Linked DNA regions of Homo sapiens: region 1 is linked to region 2. The links are chromatin contacts, found by Hi-C or POLR2A ChIA-PET in ENCODE. All regions are on one chromosome and are shown on one strand. The core of a region is the stretch at or near the end of the contact, and the rest is flanking DNA. Distances in the headings are between cores, read along the strand shown. Region 1 overlaps PEAK1 (pseudopodium enriched atypical kinase 1). Region 2 holds the start of SCAPER (S-phase cyclin A associated protein in the ER).

Region 1 (6,992 bases), core at 2,508-5,007, 270 kb before region 2:
TTAGGTACAATATTTTATAACAGAGGTTTGCTAGTGAGAAGAATGAAATTCCATTTTGGGGAGGATAACATTGTGCTTGATGGGGGTTCAAAGTTAGTACTTCCTCTCATCAAAATTGATTACAAATGTTCATCTATTAATTCATATCTGTAATGAAATTTTACGTATTTCATAATTTTATTTTATAATTTTATGTATTATCTTTGAAAAATGTAATTTCACACAGCTGATAGATGCACCAGTGGAAATCCTGCAATTTGTAGAGTGCCACAAAGCAGTAAAAGTGAAGCATACAGTCTGTGTGTCACACATTTCATAGCTACTCATCTCTCCATTGTAGCACAGAAGCCACCATAGGCAAATGAGTATGTAAACAAATGAGTGTGACTGGCGTTCCAATGGAGCTTTATTTGTGGGTACTGAATTTAGAATTTCATATAATTTTCACTTGTTGCAGAACATTATTCTCGTTTTGATTTGTTTCCAACCATTTAAAAACATAAAAAGCATCCTTAACCTTGGGATACAAAAACAGGAATAAGCTACATTTGGCCTCTGGGCTATAATTTGCTTACCTTTCCCCCTTCTTCCCCCCTTCATCTATCAGTGTTTTATAGTTTTGCTCATATAGATTCTAGATTTTACACATATTTTGTTGGACTTATATACGTAAGAATTTCATGGGTTTTGGTCAGAGCTGTCTTTTTAAAATGCAAATTGGATTATGTTGTTTCCCCTATTCAAGACCCTTCAGTGGCTTCCCACTGCTCTTAGGATAAACTCTATAATCTTTAAAAGCCTAAAAGGCCTTGCATGATCTGGCCCCTGGTCTCCTTTTCAGCCTTTTTTTTTTTTTTTTTTTTGAGACAAGGTCTCACTCTGTCACCCAGGCTGAAGTACTGTGGCACAATCTGCTCACTGCAACCTCCACCTCCCAGGCTCAAACAATCCTCCTGCCTCAGCTTCCTGAGTATCTGGAACTATAGGTGTGTGCTACCACACCCAGCTAATTTTTATATTTTTTTTAGAGATGGGATTTTATCATGTTAGCCAGGCTGGTCTTGAACTCCTGGGCTCAAGGGATCTTCCCACCTTGGCCTGCCTCCCAACATGCTGAGATTACAGGCATGAGCCACTGCACCCAGCCCCGAAGCTTCATTTTCAATGCATTGAGTTTGAGGAGTCTACGAAATGTCTAAAACATTCAAGGGTAGGTGGAAGAAGAGGAATCTATAATGGGCTGGGAAGTGTTAGAGAAATTGGTGGATAACAGAAGGAGTGGTATCAAAGGCATTTCTGGGAGGGAAGGTCACAGAATCATTGCAACAGAGACATCAAGCTGAAGATTATGTATGGATAGATAAGAGTGCATAAAATTATAGTTAAAAAGCTCACTTTCCAAATGCTGATTGGCTAAAGGGAAATTACAAAGTACACAAATTAGTTTAGCTCTCAGTCTTTTAATTTAAGGAAAAGTTTAGGAATGGAGTCAGTTTTTTCAAGTCACTAATAATGGTAAGTCTCATAGTGCCTTTTTCATTCAGATTTTTTGTCTTCTTTTCCCCTCCACAGATTGATCATTCTTAGAAGAGCTGCTGTAACACATAGGGGAAGTGAAAACTAACAGATGAAAGTTTTGTCATGCACTGAAAGAAAAGCATTGTCTGTGAAGTTCTATTTTTAAAAATGTCTGCTTGTAACACCTTTACTGAACATGTTTGGAAACCTGGTGAATGCAAGAATTGCTTTAAACCTAAAAGTTTGCACCAGCTTCCCCCAGACCCTGAGAAGGCACCCATCACCCATGGCAATGTGAAAACTAATGCCAATCACAGTAACAACCACCGCATCAGGAACACGGGCAATTTCCGGCCTCCTGTGGCTAAAAAACCCACTATAGCTGTGAAGCCCACTATGATAGTGGCAGATGGGCAAAGTATATGTGGTGAGCTTAGCATCCAAGAACACTGTGAGAACAAACCTGTCATCATAGGGTGGAACCGAAACAGAGCTGCCTTGAGTCAGAAACCACTTAACAATAATAATGAAGATGATGAAGGAATTAGCCATGTTCCTAAGCCTTATGGCAATAATGATAGTGCAAAGAAGATGTCAGATAACAATAATGGACTAACTGAAGTGTTAAAGGAGATAGCAGGCTTGGATACTGCCCCTCAGATAAGAGGAAATGAAACAAACTCCAGAGAAACATTCTTGGGAAGAATAAATGATTGCTATAAACGATCATTGGAAAGAAAGCTTCCACCAAGTTGCATGATAGGTGGGATAAAGGAAACTCAGGGCAAGCATGTTATTCTGAGTGGGAGCACAGAAGTGATTAGTAATGAAGGGGGCCGGTTCTGTTACCCAGAGTTTTCCAGTGGCGAGGAGAGTGAAGAGGATGTACTTTTCAGTAACATGGAGGAGGAGCACGAGAGTTGGGATGAGAGTGATGAAGAGCTGTTGGCCATGGAGATTCGCATGAGAGGGCAACCTCGCTTTGCCAACTTCAGAGCAAACACATTGTCTCCTGTTCGATTCTTTGTGGACAAAAAATGGAATACCATCCCCCTGCGAAACAAGTCTCTGCAGAGAATCTGTGCTGTGGACTATGATGACAGCTATGATGAAATCCTGAATGGTTATGAGGAAAATTCTGTGGTCTCTTATGGACAAGGAAGCATTCAGAGCATGGTGTCATCTGACTCCACATCACCAGATTCTTCTTTAACAGAAGAATCACGTTCTGAGACAGCCAGTAGTTTATCCCAGAAGATTTGTAATGGGGGATTATCTCCTGGTAACCCAGGAGATTCTAAGGACATGAAGGAAATTGAGCCCAATTATGAAAGTCCCTCTAGTAATAATCAGGATAAAGATTCATCACAGGCTTCCAAAAGCTCAATAAAAGTTCCAGAGACCCACAAAGCAGTCCTTGCTCTCCGATTAGAAGAGAAAGATGGCAAGATTGCTGTACAAACTGAGAAGGAAGAAAGTAAAGCCTCTACAGATGTTGCTGGGCAAGCAGTAACCATAAACCTTGTCCCCACAGAAGAGCAAGCAAAACCTTACCGAGTTGTGAACCTGGAACAGCCATTGTGCAAGCCATATACTGTCGTGGATGTGTCAGCAGCCATGGCCAGTGAGCACCTCGAGGGCCCTGTTAACAGCCCCAAGACAAAAAGCTCATCCTCTACTCCAAACTCTCCAGTTACATCATCTTCATTGACACCAGGACAAATAAGTGCCCATTTCCAAAAATCCAGTGCAATTCGATACCAAGAAGTATGGACTTCTAGCACCAGTCCACGACAAAAGATACCTAAAGTAGAACTAATTACTAGTGGAACTGGACCAAATGTTCCTCCAAGGAAAAACTGTCACAAATCAGCACCTACATCACCCACAGCTACAAACATTTCCTCCAAAACCATCCCTGTTAAGTCACCTAATTTGTCTGAAATTAAATTTAATAGTTATAACAATGCTGGTATGCCACCTTTTCCAATTATCATTCATGACGAGCCAACTTATGCTCGGAGTTCCAAAAATGCTATCAAAGTTCCCATTGTTATCAATCCAAATGCATATGACAATCTAGCTATCTACAAAAGTTTTCTGGGAACAAGTGGAGAACTCTCAGTGAAGGAAAAAACCACAAGTGTAATAAGCCATACTTATGAAGAAATAGAAACAGAAAGCAAAGTGCCTGATAACACCACTAGCAAAACCACTGACTGTCTTCAAACTAAAGGGTTTTCAAACAGCACAGAGCATAAAAGGGGCTCAGTGGCTCAGAAGGTTCAAGAGTTTAACAACTGTCTCAACAGAGGTCAGTCTTCACCACAGAGAAGCTATAGTTCCAGCCACAGCTCCCCAGCAAAGATCCAGAGAGCCACTCAAGAGCCTGTGGCCAAAATAGAAGGCACTCAGGAGTCTCAGATGGTGGGCAGCAGCAGCACCAGAGAGAAAGCAAGCACAGTGCTTTCTCAGATTGTGGCTTCAATCCAACCCCCACAGTCTCCTCCAGAAACACCTCAATCTGGCCCTAAAGCTTGCAGTGTGGAAGAGCTTTATGCCATTCCTCCAGATGCTGATGTTGCTAAGAGCACACCTAAGAGTACGCCAGTCCGGCCCAAATCTCTCTTTACATCTCAGCCTAGTGGTGAGGCTGAAGCACCTCAGACCACAGACAGTCCTACCACCAAAGTACAGAAAGACCCATCCATAAAGCCAGTCACCCCCTCTCCCTCCAAATTAGTGACTAGCCCCCAAAGTGAGCCACCAGCTCCCTTTCCCCCGCCACGCTCTACTTCTTCTCCTTACCATGCAGGTAACCTTTTGCAGAGGCATTTCACCAACTGGACCAAGCCAACCAGCCCTACCAGGTCAACAGAAGCTGAATCAGTTTTGCACTCTGAAGGCAGCAGGCGGGCAGCTGATGCAAAACCTAAGCGCTGGATATCATTTAAAAGCTTCTTCCGCCGTCGGAAAACAGATGAGGAGGATGACAAAGAGAAAGAGCGAGAGAAAGGGAAACTGGTGGGCCTGGATGGCACAGTCATTCACATGCTGCCTCCTCCTCCAGTTCAGCGCCATCACTGGTTCACAGAGGCGAAAGGAGAGTCCAGTGAGAAACCAGCCATTGTCTTCATGTACAGGTGCGACCCTGCTCAAGGCCAGCTCAGTGTGGATCAGAGCAAGGCTAGGACAGACCAGGCAGCAGTCATGGAGAAGGGTAGAGCAGAGAATGCATTACTACAGGACTCAGAGAAGAAGAGGAGTCATTCTTCTCCATCACAGATTCCTAAAAAGATTCTCAGGTATGTAAAATAGACTGGAAGAATATGGGAATTTTTTAACACATTTTCAGGTGCTAAGTTTTTTATATCTTTTAAGATTGCATAAGAACCATTTCTGTTTGTAAGTAGCACTCTGTGGCCATCATCTATCTTTATAACTGCATTCCAAGATTAGAATAGTATTAAAGTGATCTTACTGCACTGAACAAGGTTTATAGCCCTGGATCTTTGGCTTAAGTAGCCTACTGCATTCTGGTGAATGCAGAGGAACTTTAGCATAGAAAAGCAAATCCATAACACCTTAATAGCAATAAATAATGTGTTGTTTTGGAATGTGATGGTAGTGTGAGGAAGAAACAGGATCAAATGAATAAATGGTGGTACTGTTCTTTCCCTCACTGTAAATGAAATAAAGCTCTTCCAGCAATTCTTTTTGTTTTTTATGAAGGTGTTATCTCTATATGCATTACTTATTTTAAGGGAATATTTGTTTTTTTATTGCTGTCTCTTTCTGTCCTCCTTCCAAGTGTTGTGGAAAAAAATGGAGGGTGGTAAGCAAGCAATTTATAGTTATTTAGCATGTGGGTGAAATAGGAGAAGTTGAGTATTGAGACTGAGACCCAGTAGTATAATATTCAGTTCAGCTAGACAGATTGCATACCCAAATCAGTTCTCTAGGCATTCATTTTCTTGAATACCTTAATAACTATTTATTGATCACCTATTCTGTGCAAGGTATATAATAAATATTTATCTCAAATCCTTATAAATTTGCTATATTCTTCAGATGAGGAAACTGAAAACCCGGGAAGTTAAGAATTGAACAGAGTCACAAAGCTAGTGCTTTTCAGAGCTGGAATTCAAACCTCGATCTCTCATTCTAAAGCATGTATCCTCCTTATAATTTTGCATTCTTAAACACAAGATCAATAAAAATTGTTATATTCTCACTTGTAATCATTCACATAAATACATATGTTTAGGAAGCCTAAGTTTTTCTTTCTTATTTATATTGTAAACAAAATGAATTAACTGCCAGTAAAAACAAGGAACTTTTATCCCAAGTTTGTGACTAATAGGATGATTTCCCTATGCTTCCTGTCCTTTTTATTCTTAAAGATATGCCCTGAGTACTCCATTCATCTGATTCTGAGTCCTTCTCCCTCCTTACTTAAAGTAAGAAGTAAAGAAAGAAGGGCCTGCCCTTCTTTCTTACAAACATAGCAAATTCTGATGGATGGGGCAGATTTACCCGTTTTTCTTTATAAAAGTATAATAAAAAATGAAGTGAACACTTAATGCTTTTACTTTTCCTAGCAAAATGCTAGGAAGTTTTATACACATTCTTTACTAAAATGAGCTTTTTACATACCTCCAAATTGTTGTCAAAATGCTAACAAGTCTCTGTTTTCCTTAAATCCATGTAGTAACAAAGCAACTAGGATGGTAGTCCTAGAAAGAACAGTCTTGTCATTGGTAGTTGAATGTTATATTCCATGGTAAGGTATTCAATGACAGAATGTACTCCAGTAGTAATAAAATACATGTATTTCAGGGCCGGGTGTGGTGGCTCACACCTGAAATCCCAGCACTTTGGGAGGCCAAGGCGGGCAGATCACCTGAGATCAGGAGTTCGAGACCAGCCTTGCCAACATGGTGAAACCCCATGTCTACTAAAAATACAAAATGAGCTGGGTGTGGTGGCAGGTGCCTGTAATCCTAGCTACTTGGGAGGCTCAGGCAAGAGAATCACTTGAACCGGGAGGTGGAGGTTGCACTGAGCCAAGATCACACCATTGCACTCCAGCCTGGGCAAAAAGAGTGAAACTCCATCTCAAAAAAAAACATGTATTTCAGGTGCCTGATTTATTTAGAAAAGAGGCAGCTTAAACAGCAAATGGTTGGAGTTACATAGGAGGGAATGGTAGACAGTTCTTACATGGTGTCATTCCTGATTAAGTACCACTGTAGTGTATCTATCCACATCTTAGAAGGCATAGTCAAGAAATGTTCGGCTTCTTTCTGTGGAAAGAGACTCTCTCCTTTGGCTGCATGCCACGGTATATAGGCTTGAGGGCAGCCCAGGCCCTGGGCTTGGCAGACCTCTTACTATACAGCTTTTATTTTCACAATTAGGTTATACATAGGCCAGTCAGGTCTTCCAAAATGTATCCGTTTTTTGAAGTTAAC
Region 2 (7,256 bases), core at 1,901-4,400:
CCAGCTAATTTGTTCTATTTTTTAGTCTAGACGGGGTTTCACCTTGTTAGCTAGGATGGTCTCGATCTGCTGACCTTGTGATCCGCCTGCCTTGGCCTCCCAAAGTGCTGGGATTACAGGCGTGAGCCACCGCGCCCAGAAACATACCTCGAATATATGCAAAGTGAAAGAAGCCAGTTACAAAATACCACATCTCATGACTCCCTTTATACAAGGTGTCCGGAGTAGGCAAATCTATGCATAGAGAAAGTAGATTAGTGGTTGCCTATGGCTGAGAGAATTGAGGGAAAATGGAGAAGTGAGTACTGGGTTCCTTTCCGGGGTAAAGAAAATGCAGTGATGATTGTACAATTGTGTGAATATCCTAAAAACCACTGATTTGTATGTAGGTTACATCTCAATAAAGCTGTTTTATATGTATATAAGAAAGATGAATCATTTTTATTTTTGTCATATTTATTTTTATTAATTCAAGTGGAGATGACCAGTAGGTAGTTAACAATGTGGCCTGGATCCCAGGAGTAGGAATCAGGGCTGGGGATATATATTCGGAAATCCAGAGCATAAAGATGCTAACCAAAGTTATGTAAAAGGCAGTGGTCATGTAGAGAGTGTGTCCAGTGGGAAAAGAGTGAAGGCTTATACCTATTCCTGTGGGATAACAATATTTAAAGGCTGGGAGAAATAAGAGAGACTTTAAAAGAGATGGAGAGGGAGTGGTTAGAGATGGAGAAGTGCTACCAAGAGAGTAAAAATGAAAGGCAAGGAAAAGTATTTCCAGAAGGAAGGAGGGTCATGAAGAGAAATTAAGTTAGGTAATGATGATAATGTCCATAAGATATATAGTAGGGAAATCCCTAGTGACTTTTTTTTTTTTTTTGAGACAGAGTCTCGCTCTGTCGCCAGGCTTGAGTGCAGTGGCATGATCTGTGCTCACTGCAACCTCCGTCTCCCTGGTTCAGCGATTCTCCTGCCTCAGACTCCTGAGTAGCTGGGATTACAGGCACATGCCACCACGCCCAGCTAATTTTTGTTATTTTTAGTAGAGATGGGGTTTCACCATGTTGGTCAGGATGGTCTCGATCTCGATCTCCTGACCTCGTGATCTGCCTGCCTCGGCCTCCCAAAGTGCTGGGATTACAGGCGGGAGCCACCAGCCCAGCCCAACTTTTTTTTTTTTTTTTTTTTTAATTGAGATGGAGTCTCGCACTGTCACCCAGGCTGGAGTGCAGTGGCATGATCTCAGCTCACTGCAAACCTCTGCTATCCAGGTTCAAGGGATTCTCGTGCCTCAGCCTCCCGAGTAGCTGGGACTATAGGTGTGCGCCACCGCACCCGGCTATTTTTTTTTTTTTTTTTTTTGTATTTTTGGTAAAGACAGGGTTTCGCCATTTTGGCCAGGGTGGTCTTGAACTCCTGACCTCAGGTGATCCACCTGCCTCAGCCTCCCAAAGTGCTGGGATTACAGGCGCGAGCCACGGCGGCTGGCCCCTAGTGATGTTGGAAAGAATGGTTTCAGTGGGGTGGTGGGGCAGAAACCAGAGTGCAGTAAGTCCAGACTTGAGTAGTGGTTGAGGAATTGGAGGCACTCTTGTTTAGATAATTGGAGAAATGTATTATAGGAAAGAAAGCAGAGGTTGAAGTGGAGTCTGGTAGGTTCGGCGGGAGATTTCAAGATGGGAGAGACTTCAGGTTGTTTACATGCTTATGAGTATGAAAGGAAGTGGGGATAATTAAGAAATGAGGCCCTGACCGCCTTTTATAGAATTGTAGTATGCTCCCTACTCTATCCCCCTTATCCTACTCATTTTGTTAACTGTAGTGCTTATCATGTTATATAATTTACTTATTTATTGTGTTTACTATTTCTTGTGTTAAAAGCAAAATATTAGCCAAATTAAACAGAGTTTGAGCAAAGAATTATTCCCGAATCAGGCAGCCTCCTGAGCCAGAGTAGGTTCATACAGACTCCCGCAGAGCCACATGGTGGAAAAAGGTTTATAGACAGAGAAAGAAAAGTGAGGTAGGGAAACAGCCAGAATGGTTATAGCTAGACGTTTACCTTATTTGAACACGGTTTGAACAGTTGGCCGTCTTTGGCCAAAACTTGGTGATTGGCGCAAGAGTAGGTTGCAGTGTATTTACACCTCCATTTAGGTTATAGTTTACTATTTACGGAGAAACCTTCAGGCTGAACTTAAAATATGTAAGGACACAGCTTTTGGCTAAACTTGATGTAACACTTGCCTGGTTTCACCCTGCTCCAAGAAGCCGGAGGTTTTTTAGAGATTTCTGTTTATTTTGCTCACGTATTAACTCCAAGCATCTAGAATACCATCTGATATATAGTATGTGGTCAATAAACATTTGCTGAATAAATGAAAAAGCGAGTTTTCTAAGAAGGCAAGAGAGAAGGGGAGCCAGAACATAGCCATATGGTTCCTGCCCCCACAACGCTTGTGAGTCCAGGACTTCCCGCCTACTGCGGGTGGGGAGGGAGAGGGAAGGGTAAAGAGCTGTTTCCCAGCTGGATGAAAAGGGACGGTGAATATTCGTTTGATAATTACAGTCTGCATTGAATCTTTTTTCTATTTTGTTCAGACTGATTTAAACGTTAAAGTATTTAATTCATCATATGTTTGTCTTTGAAGTAGATGAAACGTATTTGTTAGGTCTCTGTACTTCGACCTTCCAAGCCTGGCACACAGAAGGGCCCTGATAAAGCTTCTCGGAGGCCTAGTTGTGTTCAGCGCAGCCCAGCGTGCTCCTGTCAAGTGCTTTCGCCAGCACAGATTTCTGTGAGGCGCGTCTCTAAGTCCTTAATCTGTGGATTGACTGTGGTGATAAGGCAGGAGGAGGGAAGAGATTGAGTACGAGAAAGACCTGTGTGGCCAAAAGCGGCGGTGTAAGCTTAACCTAGGAAAAGAAACAGCTTCGGAAACGCCGCGCCGGGACATCGAACCAAATCAACCCTCACACCTCCCGCCTGGGCGCCCCAACGGCGCGAACGGGCGTGCGCCTGCGCGCGGACAACACAGATCTTGCAGCCGGGAGCGGCGCGGCAGCGGCTGAGATCACGTGGTGCGCCGGGAAGCCACCCCGCCTCTCCGAGGCCTCCCTGCCCCGCCCCGTCACGCCCCTTTCCCGGCGGGACGCTTTGAGCCGCCCCGAACTAAGCAGGGCGGTCGGGGGTGAGTGTCCGCGAGGGGCGTGCGTAGCGCAGACCCGGGCGGGTCCGGGTTGGGGCGCGGGCCGTCTGAATGCCTTGCGGGGACCAGGGGACAAAATGGCGGCGGGGTACGCCCTTTCACCCCCTCCCCTCACCTGGGAGTGCGAGTTGAGCGGGGCAGGGATCGTTGCTGGGGGAGGGGAGCCGCGGTCGCCTGGGGAGGGCTCGGAGGTCGGCCTCGGAGGCCTCGGGACGGGGGCTGGGGTGAGCCGCGTCCGGGCCCTGCCCTGCGGGCTCATCTGGGGTGTGAGGGACGTGAGACCCCGCACACTACGCGGTCTGAGGGGTGAGTGGGGGGCTGCCGCGTCACCTCACTTGGGGGCAGCCCCGGCCGCGGGTGACGAGGCTTCTGGAATGTCTAAATGCGAGGGGCCCCTGGAGGAGCCTCCCTTCGTTTGACAGGTGATCGTCTTCGTCATCTGTCATTCCCAGCGGGGTTTACCATGCTTTCCCTGTACTCTGATCTTAGCTCTGCCCAGGAAACGGGGCAGGAATGGCCTCTCCGTCTTCCAGATGCGTGCGCTGAGGCCTGGAGGGGCGAAGAGCCTCTCGCACCTGGGAGTAGTGGGACCCAGCCTCCTGCCTCTGTTGCTGCTCTTTTCCAAAACAGCACTTCCTTGGCGCCTTTCCTCTACACCGTTTTCCAGGCGCGTTCGTGGGAACGGCACCAGGGAGGAACGGGATTGTTAGAAAGCAGGCACAAAACTGGTCCTGTAAGCAACACCTGCTGCTGTTAAGGGGGCCCCAGCTGAGATGAGGCCGCCTGTTTGTGAGCAGCTTCCTGTTGCTGGTGGACTGCATCTCTTATTCTAGTTGTGACAAGTTATTTTCCATGAAAATAGCTATTCATTAATAGTCATTTTACCGAACAGATACTAATTCCTTATATGAATTATAGTTTGTCTTAGTTTATGGATTAATTTCATCATTAACTTTTCATCTTCATAAATAATCTGGTAGAAGGATGGATGGGCTAGGAGTAATACTTATTTTATGAATGGAGAAACGGGGGCTCAAAAGGTTATTACTTGCCTTAGATCACCAGCTGGTGAGTGGTAAATCTGGGGTTAAGTTTTCTGACCTAAGGTTGGTAGTCTGACCACTGTCCCACTCTGGCCTATACTGGTGCTCTTTCCCTTCTGTTATTTCTGTTAACTATGACTTTTCCTCAAAGTTTGTTGGTTGCAGATGATTTATGCCACTTGAAGAATGATATCCACTAAAGAATTAATATTTTTAATCAATCAAAGAGTCAAGTTTTAATGTGATTTGGAAGGTTGTCTGTGGGAGAAGTAATCTGATGGCTTTGAAGGCAGACTGTTTTGAGTTTGAATCTCAGCCCCAACCCTTGTTTTTGGCAAATTAATTTTTCTGAGCCTTTCTTATCTGTAAAGTAGGAATAATATCCACCTCATAATTTTGTTGATAGTAATAAATTAGGTGTCTGTAAAGTATTGAGAACTGTTCCTAGCCCATGGTAAGCCCTCAACAAATGCTCTTTTCCTTCTTTCTCCACACTCCCTTGAGCTGCATTAAAAATATACTCTATGTGTCTTTGGTCCATTTGGGTCTGGTATAGCAAAATACCTCAGACTGAGTGGCTTATAAACAACAGAAATTCATTTCTTGCAGTTTTGGAGGCTGGGAAGTCCTAGATCAAGATGTCTGATGATTCAGTGTTTGGTGATAGCCTGCTTTCTGGTTAATAGATGGCACCCTCTAGCTGTCTCCTTACATGGTGCAAGGGTGAAGGGGTCTCTCTCTGGCCTCTTATAAGGGAATTTATCCCATTCATTAAGGTTCTGCTTTCATAATACAGTCATCTCCCAAAGGCCCCACCTCCTGATATGACCTTGGAAACTAGGATTTCCACAAGAATTTTGAAGAACACAAACATGCAGACCATAGCATTATGGTTAATCACTTGGTTGTTCAGGTCAAATAACCATGGAAGTGTAATCAGCAGTACTGTACAAATGTGTTTATAAATAAATTTTGGTGACTGGTCCAAAGGATATAGTATTCTAAACAGACTTTAAAAATGTTTGCCATTGGTGCTTCATAGGTATTTTAAGAACTCCTAAAAGATTGATATTAAGGTCATTAATGTCTTCATTTAGCTGCAGGAATGTTTTAAAGATAAGTAAGATGAAGGGACTTGAGATTCTGTCATTTCTTTCACTTTCTTTTTTTTTTTTTTGAAACCGAGTCTCACTCTGTCACCCAGGCTGGAGTGCAGTGGCGCAATCTTGGCTCACTGCAAACTCCACCTCCCAAGTTCAAGCGATTTTCCTGCCTCAGCTTCCTGAGTAGCTGGAACTACAGGCACTCACCACCATGCCTGGCTAATTTTTTTTTGTATTTTTAGTAGAGACCGGGTTTCACCATGTTGGCCATGCTGGTCTCAAACTCCTGACCTCAGATGATCCACCCACCTCGGCCTCCCAAAGTGCTGGGATTACAGGCGTGCGCCACTGCACCTGGCCTCTTTCACTTTCATACCTGACCACAGCCCAGACTAGTTTTAAAGGATAAACAACTTCTTTGGGAATCACATGTGAATGTTATTTAAACACTTAGAAAGTGGGGGTATTATTTAGGGGGAAGTTTAATAGAATTCTCTGTAAGGGTACAATCTGATATCCATTGTGGAATTGGCATTTCTGAAATTGTAGAAGAGAAAACTGTAAATGGCTGGCATAGCAAAAATTAAATCATTAATAAAATTCTGTTTGCAGTTTCTGCTGGATGGTAACCTTTTTTTAAAAAAAAATTCAACTTATATAGTAGAGGGTACATGTGTAGATTTGTTACATGGGTAAATTGATGCCGATGCTTGGGGTCCCAATTATCCCATCACACAGGCCATAAGCATAGTACACAACAGGTGGTCTTTCAGCCCATGCTCCCCTTGGCCTAGTGATCCCTAGTGCCTGTTGTTTGTGACTTTTACAATCACATATTCTGTGTTTAATTCCCACTTATAAGAGAGAACACACAGTATTTGGTTTTCTTTTCTCATGTTAAGTCACTTAGGACATTGGTCTCCAGCTCTATCCGTGTTGCTGCAGAGGGCATGATTTTGTTCTTTTTTATGGCTGCATAGTATTCCATGGTGCATTTGTAGCTAACCTTTTTCACAAACATGTTTGGCTTTCACTGATTGGCTATGGGTCTTGTGAAATATAAAGAGTGAAAAGATCTGGAGTCCAATGATGGAGCTAGTCTTAAAAATTATTAGAGGCTGGGTACGGTGGCTCATGCCTGTAATCCTAGCACTTTGGGAGGCTGAGGTGGGCAGATCACAAGGTCAGGAGATCGAGACCATCCTGGCTAACACGGTGAAACCCTGTGTCTACTAAAAATACAAAAAATTAGCTGGAGGTGGTGGCTCATGCTTGTAGTCCCAGCTACTCAGGAGGCTGAGGCAGGAGAATCGCTTGAATCCGGGAGGTGGAGGTTGCAGTGAGCTGAGATCGTGCCACTGCACTGCAGCCTGAACAACAGAGCGAGACTCCGTCTCAAAAAAAAAAAAAATTATTAGAAATTATTTATGGAAAGACTTTTTCTTCTATGACATGAAACACTAAAGATTTCATAAAGTTTTGCTAAAATGATAACTTCTTAAAGTAATACGTTCATTTTATGTTTTGAAACATACGCAAAAGAGAATAGTATGATGAACTGCTATGTATCAATCTATTTCAAAAATTAGCTATATATTATACATGAGCAATATTATTTCATAAAAGTTACCTCCTCACTAAATTGTTTTGAAGCAGGTTTCAGACATCATATTTAATTTGTCAAGATTTTAGTATGCATTAGGCCTGCTTTTAATACAGTATTGGAAAAGAGAGAGAGTTTCAGTATTTTCAATTGAGCATGCCACATTCATGAGATAAAATAAATAACTTGGTTGACATATTCATGGCAGTATATATAGAAGTAATCAGAATTGAAAATCTTATTAAACAATTTAGAATTATAAAATGTCTATATTGCTCTTCAAATTACTCTTTTTTTC

Evidence for each region. A loop is a pair of places that touch in the nucleus more often than their neighbours do. ChIA-PET counts read pairs that join two places held with the same protein, here RNA polymerase II (POLR2A). Pooled maps may share reads with other maps.
Region 1: a loop to region 2 is called in a map with no recorded cell type, with 4 times the contacts of the local background. The contact joins the enhancer-like site here to the promoter of SCAPER in region 2. A Hi-C loop is called at or near these places in 5 of 37 single-sample maps with no recorded cell type and 6 of 50 pooled maps. POLR2A ChIA-PET finds 5 or more read pairs at or near these places in 1 of 52 experiments (naive thymus-derived CD8-positive, alpha-beta T cell).

Annotation. Positions count from the first base shown.
Region 1 is chr15:77,176,621-77,183,612 of GRCh38, reverse strand. PEAK1 (pseudopodium enriched atypical kinase 1) reads left to right here. Exons shown (of 10, transcript NM_001385026.1): 7 at 1,573-4,823. The coding sequence starts at 1,687. Among named protein-coding and RNA genes, the nearest start is that of LINC00597, 45 kb to the left of the region's middle. RefSeq lists enhancers at 1,688-1,777, 3,619-3,758. Within about 2 kb of position 3,757, at least 4 of the 41 ENCODE cell types and tissues checked have a DNase peak (open chromatin) inside an H3K27ac peak, as active enhancers do.
Region 2 is chr15:76,901,234-76,908,489 of GRCh38, reverse strand. It overlaps SCAPER (S-phase cyclin A associated protein in the ER), which reads left to right and starts at 3,150. Exons shown (of 32, transcript NM_020843.4): 1 at 3,150-3,191. RefSeq lists an enhancer at 2,804-3,304 and silencers at 3,045-3,354, 3,365-3,474, 3,495-3,574.